2 separate regions of the Homo sapiens genome follow, and region 1 is linked to region 2. Evidence: read pairs that join two places in POLR2A ChIA-PET (ENCODE). Cell type or tissue: OCI-LY7. All regions are shown on one strand.

What was found. ChIA-PET counts read pairs that join two places held together with the same protein. Peaks named below come from ENCODE experiments on the same cell type or tissue, not always from the same donor. Only the 100,000 strongest peaks of a DNase experiment are listed, where the experiment ranks them.
Region 1: POLR2A ChIA-PET joins it to region 2 with 6 read pairs; 2 of 35 experiments call an interaction of 5 or more read pairs at or near these places.

The regions. Positions count from the first base shown.
Region 1 is chr6:14,418,676-14,422,675 of GRCh38, reverse strand. It overlaps LOC105374942 (a long non-coding RNA gene), which reads left to right. Exons shown (of 6, transcript XR_926510.3): 6 at 1-2,002. Among named protein-coding and RNA genes, the nearest start is that of LINC01108, 140 kb to the right of the region's middle. In OCI-LY7, no CTCF peak of the experiment used is centred here; no DNase peak of the experiment used is centred here.
Region 2 is chr6:14,234,770-14,238,769 of GRCh38, reverse strand. No RefSeq gene overlaps it. Among named protein-coding and RNA genes, the nearest start is that of LINC01108, 49 kb to the left of the region's middle. RefSeq lists enhancers at 2,300-2,800, 2,801-3,301 and a silencer at 3,986-4,000. In OCI-LY7, no CTCF peak of the experiment used is centred here; no DNase peak of the experiment used is centred here; H3K27ac peaks cover 418 bases.

The DNA of each region.
Region 1 (4,000 bases), 180 kb before region 2:
CCACGCCCAGCTAAGATTTTTGTATTTTTAGTACAGGTGGTGTTTCACCATGTTGGCCAGGCTGGACTTGAACTCCTGACCTCAGGTGATCTGCCCGCCTCGGCCTCCCAAAGTGCTGGGATTACAGGCGTGAGCCACCGCACCCAGCCCCGGAAGGTGGTTCTATAAAGACCTGGCCTTCCTCCGGCTCTCATCTGCCGATAGTCTAGAAGAGCAGATTCTGGGAGGCCTGATTCTACAGCTGCCCACGGATGTTTAGAGGCACTGACGCACCAGCTTTCCTCTACCAAGGAAGATCCCTTAAATCACCCACAACGAACAGTGCATCATCTTTCAATGGAGGCAATTCAGCCCGTTTTTCCCATTATTGGAACATATCTCTGCTTCTCTTCCTGAGCACTAAAGTAGTTGGCATGCATTTAGGAGCCATGTTGTGTGAAAAATATGGCTCACCATGTAGTTGGATGTGAGTAAGTTGGATGTGACTGGGATCTGTCTCCACTGTAATGCAAAAGGTATGGGCATTCTCCCGCCTGGTCCTTGAGATCCCTGGCGGAATATCTGTGATCTTCTAAATTTAATATAGTTACAGGGTAATTGACAGGCAGGACTACACTTCCCTTCTTCCCCAGGAAATGCCTGTATTCATTCTATGTTAAATTTGTTTGATTTCAAAGATCCACTGGGTAATTCATGGCTTCCTGCTCTTTCCCTTACCCAAATGCCTTCCCACTCTATTTATGAGTCCAGAACAGGTCAACATTTGAGGACCTAGTAAATCAAGTTGAGTTTGGATTTCCGTTGCAATTTTGTGACTTCCTATATGAGCACTTTATTATCACAGAGAAGGAAGTCTGGGGAGCAGGACAGAGATAGTTCAGAGAAGTCTCCACTAATATTTATAAAGACATTATGTAAAAGCATTCTCCCCAGCCCCCACATCTCCCCTTTTTTTAACACCCAGAATTCCAAAAGAATGAGCATTATTTTCATTGATTGCTGCCACAAGCAAGAAGAATAGGGCCAATCTATATTTTCCCCCACAAAATTTGGAGAGGCATGATATATAGAGAGAAGCCTAAAGGAAAAAAATACATGCAAGTATAATAGAATGGTGTTTGCTTATTGTGATTTGTTAATATATGTTCCTTGAACTGAACTAGATAAAAGTAAATAAATACTATGAAGATTTGTCTTGTGCCAGTATGCTTAAAAAGGAATTTTATTTCATCCTTCCTGTCATCTTGCAACATTTCCAAATATTAATTTAAAAATTTCATAATTCCAATATATATTTTGCATCAGGATAAGGCATATTGTGTTGAAAAAATTGTCACAATTTTCTTTCCTTTTTTAGAGACAGAGCCCACTGTGTTGCCCAGGCTGGCCTCAAACTCCTGGGGTGAAGGAATCCTCCCACCTCAGCCTCCCAAGTAGCTAGGACTATTGGTGTGCACCATCAAGCCCGCCATCACAATTTTCTAATCCATTCCCAGGCTGATATAATTATTGAACCTGAAAGAGTAAATACAGATAGGTGACAAAATCAAAATTGGAGGTTAAGCTTGTCTTGTCCAGTCCAGATCCTGCTTTCAAACAAGATTTGGGATATTGTCTCAGAGAATTCCCAACAAATATAGAATGAAATAAAATCCATATGAGAGAAACAAATAAAGAGCTGTGGGAAAGCAAAGGAGGAGGTGGTCAGGTCTGTGAGAAAGTTCTGAGAACACTTTCACAGAGAAGATAATAGTGGAGCAAGAGGCATGGACCCCACTGGTTCTGCCTTACATGGTACCAGAAGCAGCCTAGCTTAACAGTTAGTAGATTCTCAATAAGAAGTTGTTGAATTTATAATGGAAGGAAAGATGAAGAGAAAAGAGCTAAAGTTATACCCTTAGAAAATACCTATATCTAGAGGGCAAAAGAAAGAAAAGGAAGACGACAAGAAGAGGAAGTAAACAGAAAACTATGCAATGTATGAAGGGATGTCAAAGAGAATTTGGTGGGCAGTATTTTCTAATGCTGTAGAATAATGCTACTTAAAGTATGGTCCTCAGACCGGTAGCATAAGTATCAACTGGAAACCTGCTAGTAATACAAATCCTTGGCCCATCCTAGACCTACTAAATCAGAGTCTCTTGGAGTGGGGGCCCAGAATCTGTGTTCAATGAGCTCTCAAAGTGATCTTTACGCACATTAAAGTTTAAGAAAAAATGTGGCATATTTCTGGAAGATAAGTTGCTACTGACATAACTCAAGTTTCTGATTCTTAGAACCAAATTCTTGCAACCTCCTAGGATCTTCCCAGAATTAAGTTGCAGGGAAATCACTGTATTAAATTGCTAATGTATAAATGGTTCAAGGTAAATAGCTTATTGCATGCTTTATTTCTTAAAACCTTTCTTTCATTGTAATGTCCCACTTCAGTAAGAGTGAAAAGGAAAACAGCATTAAACTTCCTCAGTTAATCATACCTAAAAACCACTCCGGTATATTATTAAACAACTCAGTTCACCTCTGTCAGCTACCATCTCAGGGAAAATTACAAAATGTTTTGCATTGAACAAAAATGAAAATACAACATCTCTGAATATACAGGATGAAGATAAAGTGGTACTTGAAGGGATATTCATAGCATTAAGTGATTTTATTAGAAAAGAAAAAAGACCTCAATTTAAAAATCCAAGCTTCCAATTTAAGAAACTAGAAAAAGAAAAGCAAAAGAAACCCAAAGGAAGCAGAAGAAAAAATATATAAAGATAAGAACAGAAATGAACAGAATTTATAAAATAAAACCATAGAGAAAAATCAATGAAATAAAAAGTTGGTTCTTTGAAGGATCAATAGAATTAATAAACTTTTAGCCAGTCTGACAAAGAAAGAGAGAAAACACAAATTACTACTACTGGAAATAAAAGAGGGCACATAACTACAGACTTCACAGATGTTAAAAAGATAATAAAGGAATACTACAAAAACTCTACAGACATAAATTCAAGTTAGATAAAATGAACCAATTCCTTGAAAGACAGACTATCAAATTCACCCAAGAAGAAAGAAAGAACCTAAATAGCTCTATGCTTATTAAAGAAATTAAATTTGTTGTTTAAAAATTTTCAACAAAAGAAATCTTCAGACTCAAATGCTTTCACTCCTTAATTCTACCAAAAATTTAATAATAAAATAATACCAATTGTATATGACTTTTTGTTAAAATAGAAGAGAAGGAGGTTTTATTTATTTATTTATTTATTTATTTATTTATTTATTTATTAGAGACAGAGTCTCCCTCTATTGCCCAGGCTGGAGCGCAGTGGCGCAATCTCGGCTCACTGCAACCTCCACCTCCTGGGTTCAAGCAATTCTCCCGCCTCAGCCTCCCTAGTAGCTGGGACTATAGGCGTGCGCCACCACGCCCAGCTAGTTTTTTTGTATTTTTAGTAGAGATGGGGTTTCACCATTTTGACCAGGCTGGTCTCAAACTCCTGACCTCATGATCCACCCACCTCAGCCTACCAAAGTGCTAGGATTACAGGCATGAGCCTCTGCGCCCGGCCAAAGGAGTTATTTTCTAAATCATTCTTTTAGGTCAACAATACCCTGACATAAGATCAAGACAAAGACAGTATAGGAAAAGATAACTGCAGAAGAATATCTCCCATAAACATAGATTAAAAGTTCTCAAAACAATATACTAGGAAATCAAATCCAACAGTATATAAAAAGAATAATACATCACAATTAACTACAATTTATCCTGGGAATCCAAGGTTTGTTCAATAGCAAAAAGTCGATCAGGCATGTTGGTATGTACCTATGGTCCCAGCTACTTGGGAGACTGACGCACGAGAATCAGTTGAACCCAGCAGGCAGAGGTTGCGGTGAGCCAAGACCGAGCCACTGCACTCCAGCCTGGACAACAAAGCAAGACTCTGTCTTAAAAAAAAAAAAAAAAGTCAATCAATGTAATCCATCATATTAATAGATTTAAAAAATA
Region 2 (4,000 bases):
GTCATGATAATAATCATTTTGGAAATACTTTTCAGTTGAGACAAGTTTCTCCAACATTATCACTTTTGTTGCAGGTGGGGATTCCCGGCTAGGTTAAGCACAGCATTTATTCCAAAACATTTTTAGGCCTTCCTTTATGCTAAGCGCTTCTGGAAAAAGAATAATTTATTGCCAATTGGCAGTAGGCCAAGAGCATGAAGAAGTTCGGTATTACTCTAAATGTGCCCCCAGTTTATAGTCATGGAGGGGTGAGGCCTGTATGTAATAAATATAGAAAAATGAATTAGCACAGTCCTGCTTTGAGGGCTTACAGTTTAACAGGGGGTGAGGTTATGTAAATACATCGTACAGTGGTGGGTGCAATGTCGTGGGGAATTGGTTCTACCAGGAAGGATCCAAGCAGTTTCAGGAGCAGCAGCTCTCAAGCACAGTCTAAAGACAAAGTATGCAATCAAACTATCCAGAATCCAGGAAAGCAGATTTCAAATAGTACAGAGGAAAGATAGACGTGATTCCAAAGGCCAAGAATTCTAAAAGCACTTACCATGTTCAAGACATTCTGCTAAGGTGGTAGTTTGAGCCACCAAAAAAAAAAAAAAAAAAAAAAAGGATGAGAATTCTCCACACACAGATGAAGAGGGGCCATGGGAACCAGTATGTTGGTGACCATAGCTCCAATGTGAGTCAACCTTTTGATGTGACTTCTTTTAAAAATAAGATGCATTTTCAAGCTATAATAATAATAATAATAATAATAATAATAGCTTTCATGTGCCCTTTTTACTTTCCAGGCTCTGTTTCAAGTATCTTACATATAACAGCTCCATTTAATCTTCATACAAACCCTAGATCTCCATCTTACAGATAAGAAAACTGGGGCACAAAGCATTTAAGCCACTTACAAATTCATCTCATAGGTGGTGGGTCAAATTTTGAACCTGTGCTTGGATGTGAACCCGGCCATTTAGGCTTCATTGTGTGATTTCATGCCAGCTGTTCTACAAGCAGCTACACTGATTGAGCCTTTACTATCTTCCAAGTGTGTGCTAAGCATTTACACGTATGATGTCAATTGCCATAATCTTGTGAGGCTGTGAGGTTGATACTATAATTAGCCTCTTTCGTAGATGAGGAAACCAAGCATTCAAGAGTTTAGTTGCTTGCTCAAGGTTAAGAGGTAGTAAGTAGCAGAGCCAGGATTTGAACTCAGGGAGAATGATCCCAGAAAGAGCTCACAGGCACTATCATGGAAGCATACAATCCAGAAGGAAGGACATGATGGTTTCATGGCATTCAGCATCACATTTACCATGTGTGCCTTCATAGTTCTCTTTGGAACCCCCACACACAAGAGAATATTCAAAAGAGGGTCTGCAAATATTTGAGGAAGTTTGCAGGAACTGACAGGTTCAGCTAAAAGGAAACTGGAAACAAAGATGTATGAATGTTCTGATTCTATGAAAACAGGGAGAGGAGACTTATTTCCTATGGTTTCCAAGGTGAGAATAAAGAAAGATTTTCCAAAAGTAAACTACTAAATAGAATGGAGCGAGCCCCTGATGCCAAAGCAAAGGCAGGGAGAAAATGTCAGAAAGTTTAAAGAGGGGAATTGTGTGTTGAATGCAGATTTGGTTGAAGTTGCCCCTAAAGTCAACTCTCCTCTATTAGTTTACACAATCTTAATCATCTTCAAACATGCCCAGTGCCTTTTCAAAAAAAAAAAAAAATGACAGAATCAAGACATGGGAAATTCATTAGAAGCTGTTTATCCAGCATTTTATTAACTAGTGTTTGCATGTTTTCTCAATTCTTGAGTGCTTAGGGTTCACACTGATGCTCCTAAAGAAATAAAAGTGCCTTCAGTGTTTTAAAAGTTAGATTGGATTATGTCACTTGTAATTTACTGTTGAGTATATTTTCTAGCATTCTAAGCCTTTTGAAAAATTGTGCTCTGTGAATAGCTAATTGCTCACCTTTAACCAGAATATGTGATTAACTAGGATATCCCAGGCCCCAGCCATGACAAATAGCAAATGTCCCAGAAGAGTCCCCAAATGAGAGGATAGAGCTGAGTAGTATAGGAGGCAGTTTCCCAGTTGGAACCAGAGGCAGCAAACCCCTGCTTGTTTCCTGCTCTGACCAAGCCCAGGTCCCAGAGAACGTTGATTTAAATGTCAGTGGTGCGGTTTATTTAGCTATTTCAGGAACTGGAGCATTACCACGGCCATTGGCAACCAGAAAGCAGCTAGAGCTCAGGAGGGGTGGTGAGCTCCCCAAAGCACAAGGTCTTTTCTTCTTCAGAACTGTCTGGTGGACTGGCCAAGAATGCTGACAGAGGTGAGATGCCAGCTTCAGAGGTAAGCCCCACCACCCCAGCAAGACGCCCCAAATACAAATCTTCCAAGGGAAGGGAGTTTACTCAGTTCATTAATGCTCCTGGCTCCCACTGGCAGCAATCACAGGCAGCGTGCCTACAGCCACCACTGCATATTTCAGATCCCTACTTCATTACCTGTCCCTCCTGGACAGCTGCTCTAATCACTGATGAACAACCTGGAGGATTCGCCTTGTCAGGGCTGGTCAGCCTTGAAGCGCTGTGTCCTCACCCAACTCCTGAGACTGGCCTGGTAATCCCATTTCCTGTGTCTAGAGACACAGTGAGTGGCCAGGGTGAGCAGGGCCAACTACCTGGACTGGGACCAGAGCTGGGCTCTGCCACCTAGCCTTCCCTCCACTTGTGTCCTTTTGCTGACTTGCTGCTGGATCTGTTCTCTCTGCCTGGGGGGTCTTCTGACCCCAGGATGTCTTCCCCTTGCCTGTGCCCTGTGAACTGCTCCCAAGTTCAGCGAGGGCTTTGCACATGCAGCTGAGCTTCAGGGAAAGTGTGCTGGACCCAGTGACCCGAGGCATGTTCTGGTCCCCGGCTCTCTGTGTGGTCTTGCAGCCTTGAGGCTTGTTTCCTTAGCTGTAGCCCAGGGGCAATAACCACTCCCGGCTGCAATGCAGAGAAAAGGAGTGTGGAAGAAAGAAAAGTATGAATGCCTTTGTGAACTGGGAAACACACTACAACACAATAAATAGGAATACGCTATTTTAAAGGGGAAGGACATTTTGACACAGGCTATGACTTGGATGAATTGGAAGGACATTATGCTCAGCGAAATAAGTCAGTCCCAGAAAGACAAATACAGTGATCCCCCTTATCCTCCTGGTTAGATTCCAAGACCCCCAGTGGGTACCTGAAACCGTAGACAGTACTGAACTCCATATGTATTAGTCTGTTCTCACGCTGCTAATAAAGACATACCTGAGACTGGGTAATTTATAAAGGAAAGAGGTTTAATTGACTCATGGTTCAGCATGGCTGGAGAGGCCTCAGGAAACTTACAATCATGGCAGAAGGGGAAGCAAACATGTCGCCTTCACATGATGGCAGGAGGAAAAAGTGTCAAGCAAAGAAGGGAAAAGCCCCTTATAAAACCATCAGATCACATGAAAACTCACTCACTATTAAGAGAACAGCTTGGGGGGACTGCCCCCCATGATATAATTGCCTCCCATGAGGTCCCTCCCCCAACACATGGGGACTATGATTCAGATGACAATTTAAGGTGAGATTTGGGTGGGGACACAGAGCCAGACCATATCACTATATATACTGTTTTTTCCTATACATGCATAAGTGTACAGTGTGAAAATACTGGACACAGGGAGGATTCAGGTCTCAAGCCAGACAGAGCAGGATGGTGCTAGATTTCCTTACACTGCTCAGAAGGGTATGCAGTATAAAATTTATAAACTTCATTTTTTTAAAAACAGAGACAGAGTCTCCCTATATTACCCAGGCTGGTCTCAAACTCCTGGCCTCAAGCAATCTGCCTGCCACAGCCTCCCAAAGTGTTGGGATTACAGGCATGAGCCATGCATAGGGACTGAATAGTTTATTTCTGGAATTTTTCATTTAATATATTTGCACCTCAGTTGACTGAGGGTAAGCGAA